2 separate regions of the Homo sapiens genome follow, and region 2 is linked to region 1. Evidence: chromatin contacts called from ENCODE Hi-C or POLR2A ChIA-PET data. All regions are on one chromosome and are shown on one strand. The core of a region is the stretch at or near the end of the contact, and the rest is flanking DNA. Distances in the headings are between cores, read along the strand shown.

Evidence for each region. A loop is a pair of places that touch in the nucleus more often than their neighbours do. ChIA-PET counts read pairs that join two places held with the same protein, here RNA polymerase II (POLR2A).
Region 2: a map of mammary epithelial cell shows a loop between it and region 1 (4-fold over the local background). The contact joins the promoter of C12orf71 here to the enhancer-like site in region 1. A Hi-C loop is called at or near these places in 2 of 168 maps with a recorded cell type or tissue (PC-3 and mammary epithelial cell) and 1 of 37 single-sample maps with no recorded cell type. POLR2A ChIA-PET finds 5 or more read pairs at or near these places in 3 of 52 experiments (MCF 10A, OCI-LY7 and activated naive CD4-positive, alpha-beta T cell).

Annotation. Positions count from the first base shown.
Region 1 is chr12:27,047,236-27,051,446 of GRCh38, forward strand. No RefSeq gene overlaps it. Among named protein-coding and RNA genes, the nearest start is that of MED21, 27 kb to the left of the region's middle. Within about 2 kb of position 2,021, at least 3 of the 41 ENCODE cell types and tissues checked have a DNase peak (open chromatin) inside an H3K27ac peak, as active enhancers do; they include PC-3 and mammary epithelial cell, where a contact is called at or near this core.
Region 2 is chr12:27,080,742-27,084,595 of GRCh38, forward strand. C12orf71 (chromosome 12 open reading frame 71) reads right to left here and starts at 1,837. Exons shown (of 2, transcript NM_001080406.2): 1 at 1,227-1,837; 2 at 316-726. The coding sequence starts at 1,742. The coding sequence ends at 433.

The sequences.
Region 1 (4,211 bases), core at 771-3,270:
TATGGCTAAACCATTATTAGTTTACCTGTTGACAGACATTTGGGTTGTTTCTAATTTTTGCCAAACACAAATAAAGTGGCTATGAACATTTACATACAAGTATTTGTATGGACTTAAGCTTTAATTTCTCTTAGGTAAATACCTAAGGAGTAGAATGGCTGGATCATATAATAGGTGTATATAGTATTTAACTTTTTTTTATAACACTGTAAAACTGTTTCATAGTGGTTGTATGGAAATAAAAATGAGAAACAAAATAAAACAAATGTATACCAAAACATGTTTAATGTTTCACCTTCAAGAAAAGGGAGCACTTTACAATGAGTGAGAAAATATATATCCACATTTTGAAAAAAACTCCAAGATAAAAGGCATTTTGACAACAGATATTTGGAAATATTTCCATCGTTACAAGAGTTTATTGTCAAAAATGATGTATGTCCATCTATAAAACTCTCCTATCTGTTGCTAAAACAAATTTATCTGCTCTATTTTTAAATATTTTCAAAAAGTTAGTTTTAAACCTATTTGTTTAAAATATGAAAATGCAAAACCTTTTATTGCTTCCAAGAGTAATTTATTGACATCGAAGAAAATATAAATTTATTACTTAAACAAAAATCTTCCTTTTTAGCTCCTCTTTTTTGTTTTGTTTTTATAACTGGACAGATAATAATTGTACATATTCATGGGGTACATAGCGATGTTTCAATACATATACTGTAGTGATTAGATCAGGGTAATTAACATATCTTTTTAATTGGTGAATGGAGTGAAAAATTAATACTCTGATTTAGTAAGTGAAGCTAACTCTTCCATTTGAATCCATACTTCTCTGCAGGATCTTTTTTAGCTTTGAGAGCCATTAACACCAAATATTGAAGTAAACTAAACTTATAACCAGACCATCATATCATTTTATCTCATAAAATGAAGCAAGTATTCCTGTCACTTCTGGGAACACAACTGAACAGTATTGTTTACTAGTGAAAAAAAATTGAGTTTTCAAGTGAAAATTGGAATTTTGGAAAACTTGTATCCTCCCTATGAGCTTGACAGCTTCCCAATATTTAGAGACTTTTATGATATATTTATGGTGAGACCAGTGATAATATTAACAATTGTTATTTTTGAAATATTGCTTAATGAAACCCATCAATACCAACCCAAATTTTATAAAAACAAAGCATATTTAAAAACATTTCTTGGGAGGGCATGGTGGCTCATGCCTATAATCCCAGCACTTTGGGAGGCCGAGGCAGGCAGATTACTTGAGGCCAGAAGTTCAAGACCACCCTGGCCAACATGGTGAAACCTCCATCTCTACTTAAACAAAAAAACAGAATTCTTGCAATATAGGTGACCCTCATAAATCACATAACTCTTCTGAGAGTAAAAGAGGTGCATTTTTTGTTAGAGTTATCCAGACTTTTTACATTAATTATATTTATATTTTTCAGATCCCAAATTGGCAAAAGTTGGAGAATTTTTCTTAAATTACAATTTTCTTCTGCCAGAGCCAAAAATGTAAGAAAACTCCTAGATACCATGGTTATATCCATAATCTTAAAATTATTGTTCTCAGCACAATGAAGAAATTATTGAGAACAAGTCCCTTCCAAAGAAAAAAAAATCCAATAAGAGATTAAATATGTATTGTAATTTTAGAAGACAGTTAAGTTGCATCCTCACATAGAATGCTCTCTCAGACACTGGCTTATTCTAAATGCGTCAGCAAGTAATCAAAGAGTACAGTAAATGCCTATTCTTCCTTAGAACACTGCTGGAACAGATTTCCCCCTAACCCTGGCTAAGGCTCTCTTTATTTATTAGATGGATTAAACTTAATTCCCTTGATTTGTACTTATTCTAATAACAGTTGATCCATAGGAATTCAGAAAGGCTTTTTCAGACTTGAGATTTAAGTGCAATGTCAGCTTTTTTTGTTTTTTTTTCTTTTTTCAGTTTGGCTAAAGCAAAGCAAGGGAATTGTTGCCAAGTAGAGCACACTATGCAGAACCTGGGACATATAGGATGACTCAGCATTGCATTTTAGTCTCATGACTTTGCTGGGAATCAGATGCAGCTATCGAGAATACCAGTAGCATTGGCTTTAGGTTTAGTAGCCATGAGTTGAGTTTAGGAAAGGCAGAATCTTACTAAGCAAACTCCTGATTATTGCTGCAAGAACTTCTTGGTCAAAGCATTCTTGACAAATCATCCTTGAAAAACTCTTTACTATATGGAAAACGTAAAGAACAATGGGTGAGAGCACAGGCTCTGGGTTTGAACCTTGGCTATACCACCACTTACACATCATGTGACCGTGGTTAAGTCCCATCATCACTCTGTGTCTCAGTTACCATATATACAAAATAACAATAACATACTGCTAAATACTTACTAAATCCTTTACATTTATTATGAATATAAACCACATGATCCTATGTGGCTTATATTAATAATAAATATAAAGGATTTAGTCTGGTACTAAATGACCAGTAAATGTTATTTATAATTGGTTTATTTTATTATTTATTTATTTAGACAGAGTTTCACTCCCATTGCCTAGGCTGGAGTGCAGTGGCACTCAGGTGATTCTCCTGCCTCAGCCTCCCAAGTAGCAGGGACCACAGGTACACCACCATGCCCAGCTAATTTTTTTTTTTTTTTTTTGAGATGGAGTCTCACTCTGTCACCAGGCTGGAGTGCAGTGGCATGATCTCGGCTCACTGCAACCTCCACCTCCTGGGTTCAAGCAATTCTCCTGCCTCAGCCTCCCAAGTAGCTGGGACTACAGGCGTGCGCCACCATGTTCAGCTAATTTTTGTATTTTTAGTAGAGACGGGGTTTCACCATATTGTCCAGGATGGTCTCAATCTCTTGATCTTGTGATCTGCCCACCTTGGCCTCCCAAAGTGCTGGGATAATAGGCGTGAGCCACCACACCTGGCCTGCTAATTTTTAATATTTTTTGTAGACACACGGTTTCACCATGTTGCCCAGGCTGCTCTTGAACTCCTGAGCTCAAGTGATCTGCCTGCCTTGGCCTCCCAAAGTGCGGAGATTACAGGTGTGAGTCACCATGCCAGACCAGTTTGCTTTATTTCTTAAGCCTCACAACATCCCTGTAGTTATTGTGGGGTAGGTATCTGCTATGGTTTGAATGTCCACTCCAAAAGTCATGTTGAAATTTAATTGCCATTGTAACAGTACTAAGAGGTGGAACCTTTAAGAGGTGATTAGGCCATGAGAGCTCTCATAAATGTATTAACGACATTATTGTGGGAGTGGGTTCATTATTGCAGGACAGGGTTCCTCATAAAAGGACGAGTTTGGCACCCCATTTGTTTCTCTCTGACTCTCAAGGTCTCTTGCTTTTCCACCTTCTGCTATGGGATGTCATAACAAGAAGACCTTCATCAGATGCTGGTACCTTGATCTTGAACTTTCCCACCTGCAGAAGTATGAGGACATAAATTTCTATTCCCTTAAAATTACCCAGTCTGTAGTATTCTGTTATAGCAGCACAAATCAGACTAAGACAGTATCCCTAAGGGTAAATTGAGTTTATTTCTGAGAGTAAACTGAGGCTCAGAAGTTAATTGTCCATTGACCCAGAGCCTGTGTGTGGCAGTTCCTGTGATTCCAAACAAGGCACTTCCCAATATGTCATTCTAAATCTACAAATTTCATTTATGTCTTGTAAGTGTAGAAATCAGAAACATCATACAAGCTCAGTCTCTTACGTGGTCTTAGACTTCGCCAAATTAAGAAGATTTATAGAATTAATAAATAAGTGTATGAGGCTGGGCGCAATGGCTCATGCCTGTAATCCCAGCACTTTGGGAGGCCGAGGTGGGTGGATCACCTGAGGTCAGGAGTTTGAGACCAGCCTGGCCAACATGGCAAAACCCTGTCTCCACTAAAAATACAAAAATTAGCCAGTAGTGGTGGTGCATGCCTGTAGTCCCAGCTACTCAGGAGGCTGAGGCAGGAGAATTGCTTGAACCCGGGAAGCGGAGGTTGCAGTGAGCCAAGATCCCACCACTGCACTCCAGTCTGGGCAACAGAACGAGACTCTGTCTCAAAAAAAAAAAATAAATTAATTAAAAAGTGTGTGATATTGAACTTTGACTCTTCTTGAACAAAGCCTGCATTATTTAATTGTTGAGTTTATTTAATTTTCTGTTGACTATATTTTGTTTTGT
Region 2 (3,854 bases), core at 587-3,086, 33 kb after region 1:
TTTGCCTAGGCTGGAGTGAAGTGGTGTGATCTCAGCTCACTGCAACTTCTGCCCCCAGGTTCAAGCGATTCTCCTGCCTCAGCCTCCTGGGTAGCTGGGATTATAGGCGCCCCCCACCACACCAAGCTAATTTTTGTATTTTTAGTAGAGATGGGGTTTTGCCATGTTGGCCTGGCTGGTCTCAAACTCCTGATCTCAGGTGATCCACCTGCCTGCCGCAGCCTCCCAAAGCGCTGGGATTACAGGTGTGAGCCACTGCGCCTGGCCCACATATGCTTGAAATGTGAGTCAAGATGGTGTGCTGGGAGAGGAAGATGTGGGGTAACAAGAGCATTTATTTTGTTTATTGAGGAAAAAACAAACTGATGGGGATTATTAATGGAATCCTTATTATGGATTATTTTAAACTTTCCAAAAAGTTTAAAAATCTGTCTATATGGGATGTCCTAATTCAAGGGTTTCTTGAGGTTGAATTCTCTTGCCTCTGTGAAAGAGTCTTTTCGTTGGTGCTGACCGATGGGGACTTTTGGTGGCATTCACAGGGTGATCCCTCCTCAGCAGAGAGGGGAGGATACGCTGCCTCAGCCAGCTGAAGGCCCACCCAAAGTTCAGGCAGCACTGGGCCTGTGTGTGTGAAGGAGTGTCATCCTTCTCTGGCTGCTCTGACAGGATTGAGGAGATCTCTGGAGCGCTTGTCCTTTGGCTGGCGGTTGCCTGGCTTATCATCTGCCATGAAAATGAAGGATGTGTTAGGTAGGAATAACCATGACAACAGCCAAATCAACGTTTACTCATTTGTGGAACTCACATCCTTTTACCAAAAATAGCCCAAGTGTCAATGCAGAGTTTCAATGCTCATCAATACTAAACATATACGTTTTTGGTGGGGAGGGAGATATAGTTAGCCCTTCTCCTTGCTTGCTACCCTCTTGTTTCCCTCAGCATTCCCAGTCTTTTCCCTACAGCTTCACCCTGACTCCTTTCCTTGTTGTCTCCCACTGGTATCACGTCAGTCCCCCTGGGACCTGCCTCCTCCTAGTGGTCATAAGATTCTGTGGTTCAACCCAGGCCTATCCCTTCCTGTCCTGTGAGGCATCTCTGCTCTCCTCAGCCAGCTCATGTCCCTTAAGCCTTAGAGGAGTCTGTGGAGACTACATAACATCTTTATTTTCTGGTGGCTTGCACTTGGGCAGGTCTTGACAAGCATCATATTCCTGATGACTGACCTGAACCATTTCCGGAGGGGAGCCGCTGGATAGCTGGAAATCTTGCTGAGCAGTTTCAGGAAATACAGCGTCATCATCTTTCAGATTTTCTAGAAATATCTGAAACTCTTGCACAAGATTATTCAGTTTGCCAACAGACAGTTTTGTTCTCTCTTTTGGTAACTTGTCTATCCACAGGTTGTCTCCATTTAGAAGCCTATTAGCTCTTGAGTCTGTGTTATCGGAGCCAATGTCCACGTCCCAGGCCAGGAAGATGCTTAGTTTGCAAAACTGCTCTGGTTCATCCTGAATTTGGTCTTGTCTCTTCATGCGTCTCCCTATCCTTTCAGTCCCCCATGCCCCTTGGACGGGAGGCAGAAAGTGGATGGAAGGACCCTTGGAAGGTGCATCTTCCCAGGAGGTTGTGTCCTCACAGGGGGTGTCCTCACAGGGGAAATAGCCCACAGAGAGGCTCAGGTTGGAATTGGATTTGGAGCTGTCGTCCTCTATGTCGCTGTTAGAGGATGAATATGCCATGGAGTTCAAAGGCACAAATTTCTCTCAACTTGAGAAGCTTCAAAAAAGAAAAAAGAAAAAATAGGTGGGACTAAGGAGAAGAGAGTCATAGTACTTAAGCAAAAACATTATCCATTCCCTTCTCTTTTTTCTTTTTTTTTTTTTGAGACGAAGTCTCACTCTGTCTCCCAGGCTGGAATGCAGTGGTGTGATCTTGGCTCACTGCAACCTCAGCCTCCCGAGTAGCTGGGACTACAAGCACACGCCACCACACCTGGCTAATTTTTGTATTTTTAGTAGAGATGGGGTTTCACCATGTTGACCAGGCTGGTCTCGAACTCCTGACCTCAGGTGATCCACTCACCTTTGCCTCCAAAGTGCTGGGATTATAGGTGTGAGCCACCACACCCGGCCCCATTCCCTTTTCTATTCAGAACTACCCCATTTAGATAGAAGTATTATCCAATAGTTTTTGTTTGTTTTTGTTTTTTTTTTTGAGATGGAGCCTCGCTCTGTTGTCCAGGCTGGAGTTCAGTGGTGTGATGTCAGCTCACCGCAACCTCCGTCTCCTGGATTCAAGAGATTGTCTTGCCTCAGCCTCCCGGGTAGCTAGGACTACAGGCACATGCCACCATGCCCAGCTAATTTTTTGTATTTTTAGTAGAGAAGGGGTTTCACCATGTTAGCCAGAAAGGTCTTGACCTGACCTCGTGATCTACCTGCCTCGGCCTCCCAAAGTGCTGGGATTACTGGCATGAGCCACCAGGCCTGGCCAGTGTTATCCAGTTTTTACAATCTCTCAGTGAAGGGCAGAAGAGGCAGCCCTCTCCCTTTTAAAACTTATTTCATTGTATTATAATCCTCTCTACTAAGCATCTCCACTTCTCATCATTTGTCCTACTGTGGTTGTAAGATCTTGTATCATAAAAGAAAAGGATGATCATTGTATAAAATTGGAAAAATATAGGAAAGTATGAAGATGAAATAAATATGCTGTAGTCCTACCTTCTAAAGATAATGATAACTATCAAAACATTTTGATGGACTTCCTTATCTTTTCTATTTATATAAACACACATATACATATCTGTACATTTATACAATATGTCCACATACACATATACATATATGTAAATGTGGATATGACATATAGTTGAAACTGAAATTATTTTATCCCATAGCCTACAACAAACATATATATGGTTACTCTGCAATTTTTAACCACTTCTTATTAATGCTAAATAAATCTGTAATAAACCCGCTTTTCCATAAATCTTTGACTATGTCTCTTATTTTTCTATATGTAGGATTAATGGACCAAACCCCATAAATATATTAAAGTCTTGTGGTAGTTGATACCAAATTACTTTCCAGAAGGTTTTGGTATTTAGATGCCCATCCTCCCACCGTCTGATGACACTGTTTAGTCCAGCTTTTTCTGTGAAGCCCCAGAGTAAGTAGGGCTGGAAGAATGTGCACGTGCATGCACGCGTGCACGCGCGCACACACAGACACACACACACAAACAAAAGACTGTCACACCCTGCTCTGGTGGCTGCCCACGTGGAAGAAGTGCTGCTAACTCCTGAGGCAAAAAAAGGAGACACGAGAAATCCTTCACATCCCGAGTCTCCGTGGCTAAAAGTCCAGCTGTCAGAAGTCTGTGTTCTGAGACTGTTGGTTACCATGGCAACAGAAAGAACCAAGTTAGAGCCAGGAATGTGGAAAGAGAAAAGGAAAAAAGGGGACAGAAAGCCACAGAATCTATCCCTTTGTTTCCAAAATATTCTATGCCCATACCATCCTAGGCTGAAGAGGATCCCTCTTGAGTGTAGAAGAACGAATGCATGGAGTTTACTTCTCTCTTGTCAGGTGGCAGATGGTTCCCGTCCTTAGGAGATTTAGAGCTCTAAATAAGGGGCATGGGTATAAACATACACATACATACACACACAGAGACATGCTTACAAATGGAAAGCAGAAAGCCAAGAAACACTTATCTGACCTACCTATTGGATTCATCAGTTTTCTTAAGATCTTTCCCCAATATTTGTCTCTCTCCATTTCCATTATACAAGATTACAGTTAAAGTTTGTCGTGACTCACTCTCAGGTTTTTCACTGTAGAACTGGC